Linked DNA regions of Homo sapiens: regions 2 and 3 are each linked to region 1. The links are chromatin contacts, found by Hi-C in ENCODE. All regions are on one chromosome and are shown on one strand. Each heading gives the region's core, a stretch centred on a gene start or an enhancer-like site at or near the end of the contact. The rest is flanking DNA. Distances are from core to core; before and after follow the strand shown. Region 1 holds the start of NPL (N-acetylneuraminate pyruvate lyase). Region 2 holds the start of TOR1AIP2 (torsin 1A interacting protein 2). Region 3 holds the start of XPR1 (xenotropic and polytropic retrovirus receptor 1).

Evidence for each region. Hi-C counts contacts between places; a loop is a spot of excess contacts on that map. Pooled maps may share reads with other maps.
Region 2: a loop to region 1 is called in a pooled map, with 12 times the contacts of the local background. The contact joins the promoter of TOR1AIP2 here to the promoter of NPL in region 1. A Hi-C loop is called at or near these places in 6 of 50 pooled maps.
Region 3: a map of CD8-positive, alpha-beta T cell shows a loop between it and region 1 (14-fold over the local background). The contact joins the promoter of XPR1 here to the promoter of NPL in region 1. A Hi-C loop is called at or near these places in 2 of 168 maps with a recorded cell type or tissue (CD8-positive, alpha-beta T cell and naive thymus-derived CD4-positive, alpha-beta T cell) and 7 of 50 pooled maps.

The regions. Positions count from the first base shown.
Region 1 is chr1:182,788,472-182,791,118 of GRCh38, forward strand. It overlaps NPL (N-acetylneuraminate pyruvate lyase), which reads left to right and starts at 1,302. Exons shown (of 13, transcript NM_030769.3): 1 at 1,302-1,334. RefSeq lists an enhancer at 955-1,455.
Region 2 is chr1:179,876,498-179,879,144 of GRCh38, forward strand. TOR1AIP2 (torsin 1A interacting protein 2) reads right to left here and starts at 1,306. Exons shown (of 7, transcript NM_001199260.2): 1 at 1,196-1,306; 2 at 742-876. RefSeq lists an enhancer at 1,281-1,640.
Region 3 is chr1:180,630,717-180,633,363 of GRCh38, forward strand. XPR1 (xenotropic and polytropic retrovirus receptor 1) reads left to right here and starts at 1,306. Exons shown (of 15, transcript NM_004736.4): 1 at 1,306-1,554. The coding sequence starts at 1,486. RefSeq lists enhancers at 1,170-1,670, 1,671-2,171 and a silencer at 1,666-2,045.

The DNA of each region.
Region 1 (2,647 bases), core at 52-2,551:
TTAGGATATAATATTCTTGTTAATATTACAAAAACCAAACCAAAACAAAAACCATGCTGCAGCCTTAGGAGAACTTGCTTCATGTAACTAAGGGTTTTTCTTTTTCTTTTCTTTTTGTATTTTTTTTTCCTGTAGGATAACATAGTGTTAAAAGCACAAGCTTCTGGACTACTTGAAATCAAACCACAGCTTAACCAGCTCTATGGCTTTTGGCAAATTACTTCAACTCTTTAAACCTGTTTCTGATCTGTAAAATGGAATGATCCTTGCTCATCTGTAATATATACATTTATAAAACAGGACCCACCAATGGGATTATTTTATGAATTAAATGTTAAAACAGCTAGAACGGTGCAGGCTGAGTAAGCACTGAACACAGTACTTATTAGCTATTATCTCTGGTGCTCTGTGCAACGAAAGAACTATTAGAATACATTTAAAAGCACTTTGCAAACTAGAAAGCCCTTTGAACAATTTAGTTTCTCTAAATGTAATAATAAGCATCAGCCATCGCCTTTTATGGAAAATTGAGGTGGAATCACATCAGCAAGAGAAAACTGAGGACTTGTCTCTGGCTCTGTTCCTGATTTATTCACACAGTACATGATCCTAGAATAAGACTCCTGATACTCCTGAAAGTAGAGGCGGTTGGGTTAAAAATAATTTTCCCTTTCAAAACTCTTTCAAATGTTCTCCAAAAGAAGCCAGGAAAGCTCCCGTATGAGTAGATAATTCACTTTAAAATTCGCTCATCTCTCTTTAACACGAGAGTCTGCAGGGCTGGTGCAGCGGCGTCAACCCGAAGAGACCTGAACGCCGATGGGCAGTTGGGATTCTCCGTACGCCTCGGAAACAGCAGCCCAAACCTCACAACGCAGAACCACGAGATAGTGGGGATTGCAGAGCCCTGCGCAAGAGAAGGAAAATTAAGACGCAGCGGAGCCCAGGAGGTGCCCGCACGCGGGAAGGACTGGCGTGCAGACGAGGCAGGGGGAGGTTTGCACTCGGCGTGGCGCGGGTGAGCCGCGTGCTCTCGGGCACCCGGCCGCCAGTTCGGATGCTTCCGATCCTCGGGGAGCCGGGGCGCTGCGCCGGAGTCACTTCAGCCCATGTTGTTCAGGTGACACCCGGGGAAGAGCAGACTCCAGTGTGCAAAACGTTTCGGGGTTTCCGGGCCAGCGGTTCCGGGCGCGCCTCGCGGGCGGCGGCGCAGAACTACAACCCCCAGGCTCCCTGGCGTGGCGGCACGTGGGCCCGAGCCGGGCGGCCGCGGATATAAAGCGCGGCGGCGGCTGCCGGGCGGAGCGGCTGCACGGACAAGAGCGGAGGCCTGGGTGAGCGCGGCCCGCGACGGCACGGGCTAGGACAGACGGACGCAGACGGCCCGACGACCTGGGCGTTCGGGCGGAGGGGCGCTGGGGCCTGACTCGCGGGTGGGTGAGACGTTGACGGACCCGGAGGAAAGAGGGAAGGCAGATACGCTGGGAAACGGATCTGGGGAAGGTGTGAATGCGAAAAGTGTAGGGACAGACGGGGGCAGAAGAACTTACTCCCCCGGATTGTTTGCAGACAGCATATCTGCCGGGTCTCCAAAGGTCCTTTCCTCAAAATAGAGTTAGCAATTGAGCAGAAGAGAGCTTAAAGTTAAACCTGATACATCCCCCCTTCACTTGAGGAGAAATTGGTGGTTTTCTGCTTTTTTAAAAATCCCTATTTGTATCTCCTCTTCTCCGAGTACCTGTCCCTCAAGATATTCTCTGCCCAGAGGTACATTCTGCCCTCACTTTCTGTCTCTTAAAAAAACAACTTTGCCATTTAAAAAAGAATTTGACTTAGGCAGCTTTAATTCTTTGCACTGAGTGTTCTTATCTGTGGATGGAGGTATAAGATTTCAAGAGTAATACCCCCTCCCAATGTTTCAGTAATAATCTAAATTCACATTAAGCCTTAGGCTGGAGAACATTTGAGCTATTCGCTTTAGCTACGAGCTCTGAAAACTTCAAAGCATAACATTCCCAAGTTTATCTAAAACTTGAATCTTAAAAATAATGATAATTATCTGTTATGCTTCAAAGCATAACATTCCCAAGTTTATTAAAAACTTGAATCTTAAAAATACTGATCATTCTCTGTTAAAGTCTTTTGTTGTTGTTGTTGTTGTTGTTGTTGTTGTTGTTGTTGTTGTTTTTGAGACGGAGTCTCGCTCTTGTCGCCCAGGCCGGACTGCAGTGGCGCTATCTCGGCTCACTGCAAGCTCCACCTCCCAGGTTCACGCCATTCTCCTGCCTCAGCCTCCCGAGTAGCTGGGACTACAGGCTCCCGCCACCACGCCCGGCTAATTTTGTATTTTTAGTAGAGACGGGGTTTGGCCATGTTGGCCAGGCTGGTCTCGAACTCCTGACCTCAGGTGATCCGCCCACCTCGGCCTCCCAAAGTGCTGGGATTACAGGCTTGAGCCACCGCGCCCGGCCAAAGTCGTTTTTATCCCATTTCTTCCTGTAGGCGTTTCAAAGTTTGCAAAGGCAGCAAACTTTTACGTAGTGTAGTTATCTGTGCAAAGAAATTTTCCAAGCTGCCATTGCCCCCAGATGGCAGACAGTCTAGGAGAGGAGCCAAAACCACCCTGCTTAATAACTCTGATGTAAGG
Region 2 (2,647 bases), core at 56-2,555, 2.9 Mb before region 1:
CACTCAGTTTTCATAACAAATGTTAGTTTTTCAAACTATTCTAATCCACACAAAGTCTTCCAAAAACATCTGTAGTTACTCTACCATGAAGTTCCTTTTTTTATTAAATGTTTCCACTGGCCTTTTATATCCTCATCTTGTGCTCAAAAAAAAAAGCTCAAAAAACATGGATAACTGCCACAGCTTAAAACAAAGAAAGGATCTCTCATACAGATCCAAAATAAAATGTGTTAAAACCTAAAGACAGGTAAAACAAAGCCAGTATGTTTAATCTATGTAACTCATTTCTGGATCTGTGTAACAGTATAAAGTCTGATAATTAAGCATTACTCATAAAGTAGAGAGTACTATGAAATTTGTTAAAAGAAGGAAAAGGCACAAACTTTTTCATCAGGTATTAAATACAATTGGGAGAATGGTACATATATAATATGTAAGCAAAATGGTAGGAGGTCTTACTAAAACTTCAACTTTGCCCTTTTTAGCACCAATTTTTTTTTTTTTTAAGTATTATCTTTTCAGGATTAAGATTATGAATGTCGAGAACCTAGGCATGTTGGGAATGGAGTAATCGCCGCCTACACTAGTAGGCAAATTTCCCACTCACATTTCGAACCCTAAAATAATTCGGCTTCTCACCTTAAAGTCTAAACCCAAAAATTTACTCACATCTTAACCCATTTAATATTTATAAGATTCAGTTTCTTTTTATCCCAAAACAAAAATATACCCCCAACCTACCTCGTTTACTGTTTGAGTGAGGCCAGGCGTGGTGGCTCACGCCTGTAATCCCAGCACTTTGGGAGGCTGAGGTGGGAGAATCGCTTGAAGCCAGGAGTTCGAGACCAACCTGGGCAATACAGTGAGACCCTGTCGCTATAAAAATAAAAAATAAAGTAATTAGTAGGGCATGGTGGTGCGGGCCTGTAGTTCCAGCTACTTGGGAGGCTGAGGCGGGAGGATCCCTTGAGCCCAGAAGTATGAGGCTGTGGTGAGCTATGATCACGCCACTGTACTCTAGCCTCGGTGACAGGGCAAGTACCTGTCTCAAAAACAATAAAAATAAAAATACCATTTGTGCGGTACGAAGGTGGGGGTGGGGAGGGACCGTTTCTGAAAGTCCTTTTCAAAAATTCAAGATATCAGTTTCAATACTAAAACATGGAAAAGCTGCATAGTCATTTTGTTTACTTACAAATTCTGGCGAAGTTTTAAATCGTAAAACTGTTAGTATCAGGAGAGCCCTTCGAGTATTCTCTCCGCTCCACACCGCTCGGCTGCACCCAGCGGCCGCCGCGGCCCGAATGTCGTCCAGGGTCCCCGCCCATATGACAAACACTTTCCGCCGGAAGGCGCCCGTGGAATCCTGGGACTAGTAGTCTCCGTGCCCTGCCTTCTGCCTTCTCCATCCTTCACCCTCTACTGCCAGGTCGTCTGACCCAGCGACAGGCGCGGTAAATGCGCGACCAAACCGCAGAGGTCCCATGCAATCTCATGCTGACAGGATTACAGGCATCTCTGTAAGACGTCGACCACCCTGACCTGAAATTCATAGACTGAAGAAACTCATAGGACCAACACAGTGAGCAGCAGTACCAAATGATAATGGCAAGCACCATGTCCTGGAACACACCCTCTGTGCCATTAAGAGGAGCATGTAATCCAATGAGTTGCCTAATCTAAACCTCAGTTTGCTCGTGTGTCAAATGGGGACAACGTTACTTACCTCATAAGTTTGTTATTAGTAGATTAGATGACGTATGCAGCATTTCTGTTAAATGACAGTAGTGACAAAAAATAGCTGTTTTGATCTACTAATTTTATAAATGTGAAAATTAAGAGATGGCGAGCAATTTACCCAAGAACATACAATTTGTTGGGGGAAAAATGAAGTAAGTCTAAAATTCCTGTTCTTGACCTACAGCAATTCAGGACAAATCTAACCAAATTTCAAGAAGAAATCTATTCATGTAAAACTCCCTTCCCCTTTCCTCTTTTTTTTCCCATAACAGTCCTGACCAACACACTATTTTACTTATTTTGATTTTTGCCCGACTCCTCCCATAGAATATAATCTCCAAGAAGGCAGGAAACATTTTTTGTCTTTTAGTCTATTTTGTTCACTGCTGTATCCCCAGCACAGAGAACAGGGACTGCCTACTACACAGTAGCTCAAGTATTTATTGAATTAATAATTCCTCATTTAATGTGATTTTTGGTGCCTTCACTTCTCAATCACCCTCTCTTGGCAGAAGTGACAGGATTTGGTAACACTCTTGGATGGTGTTTAATAATTAACTGCAAGTCCTAATTCAACAAAAAGAATACTATATTCCATTCACTTTATTGTGTTTAATTAATTTCAGTATAACATTTCCAGGAATTTTCATTTGTATTGTCATTAAAATATTTTTCTATCATTTGTAAGACTGGGGAATAAATGGAGCCAGCTACTATGTCTTTAATTAACTTCCTCCTGTTTAATATTTTAATCATCTTTTCCTTATTAAAATTGTTTGCCTACTTCATTTGTACTACTAAGTCACAACGGATAGATTTATCTCTTTAAATAAATGAACTTCTGCTTACCCTAAAGCAAAAAGTTCCTGTACAAAAAATTTATTGTTCTAAAATGTTTCATTTAAAA
Region 3 (2,647 bases), core at 56-2,555, 2.2 Mb before region 1:
GAAAAAAAGACAACAGCAGAGAATGATATCTCAGAGCACTGCTCCAGGCATAGCAGTTCCCTAGTAAATCTTGAAATCTCATCAAAATTGTGAGGGTTAGGCTGAGCAAGGTGGCTCATGCCTGTAATTCCAGCACTTTAGGAGGCCTAGGTGGGAGGACTGTTTTAGCTCAGGAGCTCAAGACCAGCCTGGGCAACATAGCAAGACCCACATCTCTCCCAAAAATAAACAAAAAAATTAGTTTGGCATAATGGCATGTGCCTGTAGTCCCAGCTACTCAGGGGGCTGAGGTGGGAGGATGGCTCACAAACCTATGTGAGGTAAGGCTGCAGTGAACCATGATGGTGTGACTGCACTCCAGCCTGGGCAACAAAGCGAGACCAAAAAAAAAAATGTTAGAATCAAGGGACAAAGTACATGTAAGAGGTTTAGAATAGCACTTGGTACAGGAACAGTGAGTGCTCAATAAATTATTATTAGGTCTCCTCCACCCAGGGTAGGACCTGGGTTTCTGTCCTGAATTGGGACTTCCAAGACAATCACTCCCACACTCAATGTAGTACAGAGCTCTGTGAGTGATCTCTGCCCATGTTCCCCAGGGACACTTCAGCCTGGGTGCTGGGCCTGTTTCCGGTTTTACTGGGGTGGGCTTAGAGCTGTACTTCTACGGGGTTCTCTTTCCTCTCAACGTTGGTTTCCCTCCCAACCCTCACCCCCAACCCCAGGAAGCTCAGTTTACAAGTGCGGTCGGTACCCTCATTTGGTGTTTTTATTGGCTTTTCTGATAGCCCCTGGACTAGACAATTACATTGAAATTCAGAAGCAGCATGCACTTTTTGGCATTGATGTCTTTAATTAAATTCAATAAGCACTTATTGAGCACCTAGAGTGTGTAAAATACTGTTCCTTTAAATACATTTAGTCCTGAACTGTTTTAGCTTCTTAGTTTGGATTAGTGCTGATCCATTTCTTAAAGGTTTTATGAAGCATAAATATCAAAATGGAAAAATATTTGCACAGTTCTTTGTAAATATAAACGTCTTGTGTGGATTATTGTTGCTACAGTATTAATATTAACTGCAGTAACAACACTGCTGCTTCCCAGACAGGCGGTAGAAAGCAGCTGTAGGCCAACAGGAGCCAGACTGAAGAGATCCAGGGAGGTGCCTCCAGCACGTACGGCCCACAAGGGGCGGAGTCTTAAGAAGCGTACCCAAGCCCCACCCCTTACAGCACCCCCTTCGTCAGGGCGGTGTAGGCGGTTACCATGGCGATGACGTCCAGAGGGCGGGGAGGGGCGGGGCTATGGAGAGGAGGAGGAAGATGGCGGGCGGGCTGCTCTGAAGAGACCTCGGCGGCGGCGGAGGAGGAGAGAAGCGCAGCGCCGCGCCGCGCCGGGGCCCATGTGGGGAGGAGTCGGAGTCGCTGTTGCCGCCGCCGCCTGTAGCTGCTGGACCCGAGTGGGAGTGAGGGGGAAACGGCAGGATGAAGTTCGCCGAGCACCTCTCCGCGCACATCACTCCCGAGTGGAGGAAGCAATACATCCAGTATGAGGTACCGGCACGGCTGGGGTGTGGGAGGACTCGGAGGGGCCACCATCTCGCCAGTCCTGACGTCCACCGCCGCCTTCCGCTTCAGCTGGCTCCCTGTGCCCGGGCAGACTTTGACCCGCTGCCGCGGGGAGCCACTGCGGCATCCCCGCCGCGGCCGGCCGCCTCCCGGCTCCGCTGTCCTTCCCCTCCCCCGCAGCCCCGCTGCCGCCGGGGTAACGGATATGCAGGCGGAGGGCCGGGAGGAAAGGCGCTGCCCGGGCCGGGGCCGGGGCCGGGGAACGGTGGGAGGGTGAGCTGCAGGTGGGGGAGTCACGGTGCGAGGGCAGCCCCGGGTCGCGGCTGTTCCGCGCTAATCCCCTTCTCCCCACTCGCCCTGACCTCTCGTCCCCACCCTGGGCGAGCGCCCCCTCGCCAAGGTTAGGTCTTGTTTCTCTCTCTACACCTCTCACCAAGGAATCCTTGTCTTCCAAGAGAAGCCCCTCCAGTGATTTCCTTCATTCCAAAGAGCCCTTCGGCTTTTTCCCACTTGCCCACTGTTGACAAAGGCTTTGTAACGGGGTTGAAACTTGACTTAAGTGTGTATCACATATGTAGTGGTTATAGTTTTTGTAAACACGTTGTAATCAACTATTCTGCTTTGATAATAAGACTCTTTTTACTGATTGCATGAAGTCTACAGAGTAATAACATCTTTGTTTTTGCCTCTTGTTTTGGAATGGAGGGAAGAGAAAGGAGAGAAGAGAATTATTAACATTTTTTTATTTTCTGCTAAGTTTTTGCTAGCTGGGGAGAAAATTAGTATATTGTAAACAATATACCTTACCTGTGTATTACAGAAATCATGCTCCCCATTCCCTCCCAATTTCTGTGCTAACACTGCTGGAAGGTATTTAATAGATAATAAGGAACCTTACATTAATAAAGGGAAAAATAAAGATAATGAACCCATTTATATGTTCAGAAGACAAGATACCTAAGAGGCTTTAAGCATTGCAATAGGTTATTCTCAGTAGCTGGCAATTCAGCTCCTGGATAGAGAAAGACAGACTTATCTGTAACCTCCAGGAATTCACATCTGTTTTGTGTGCAGGAAC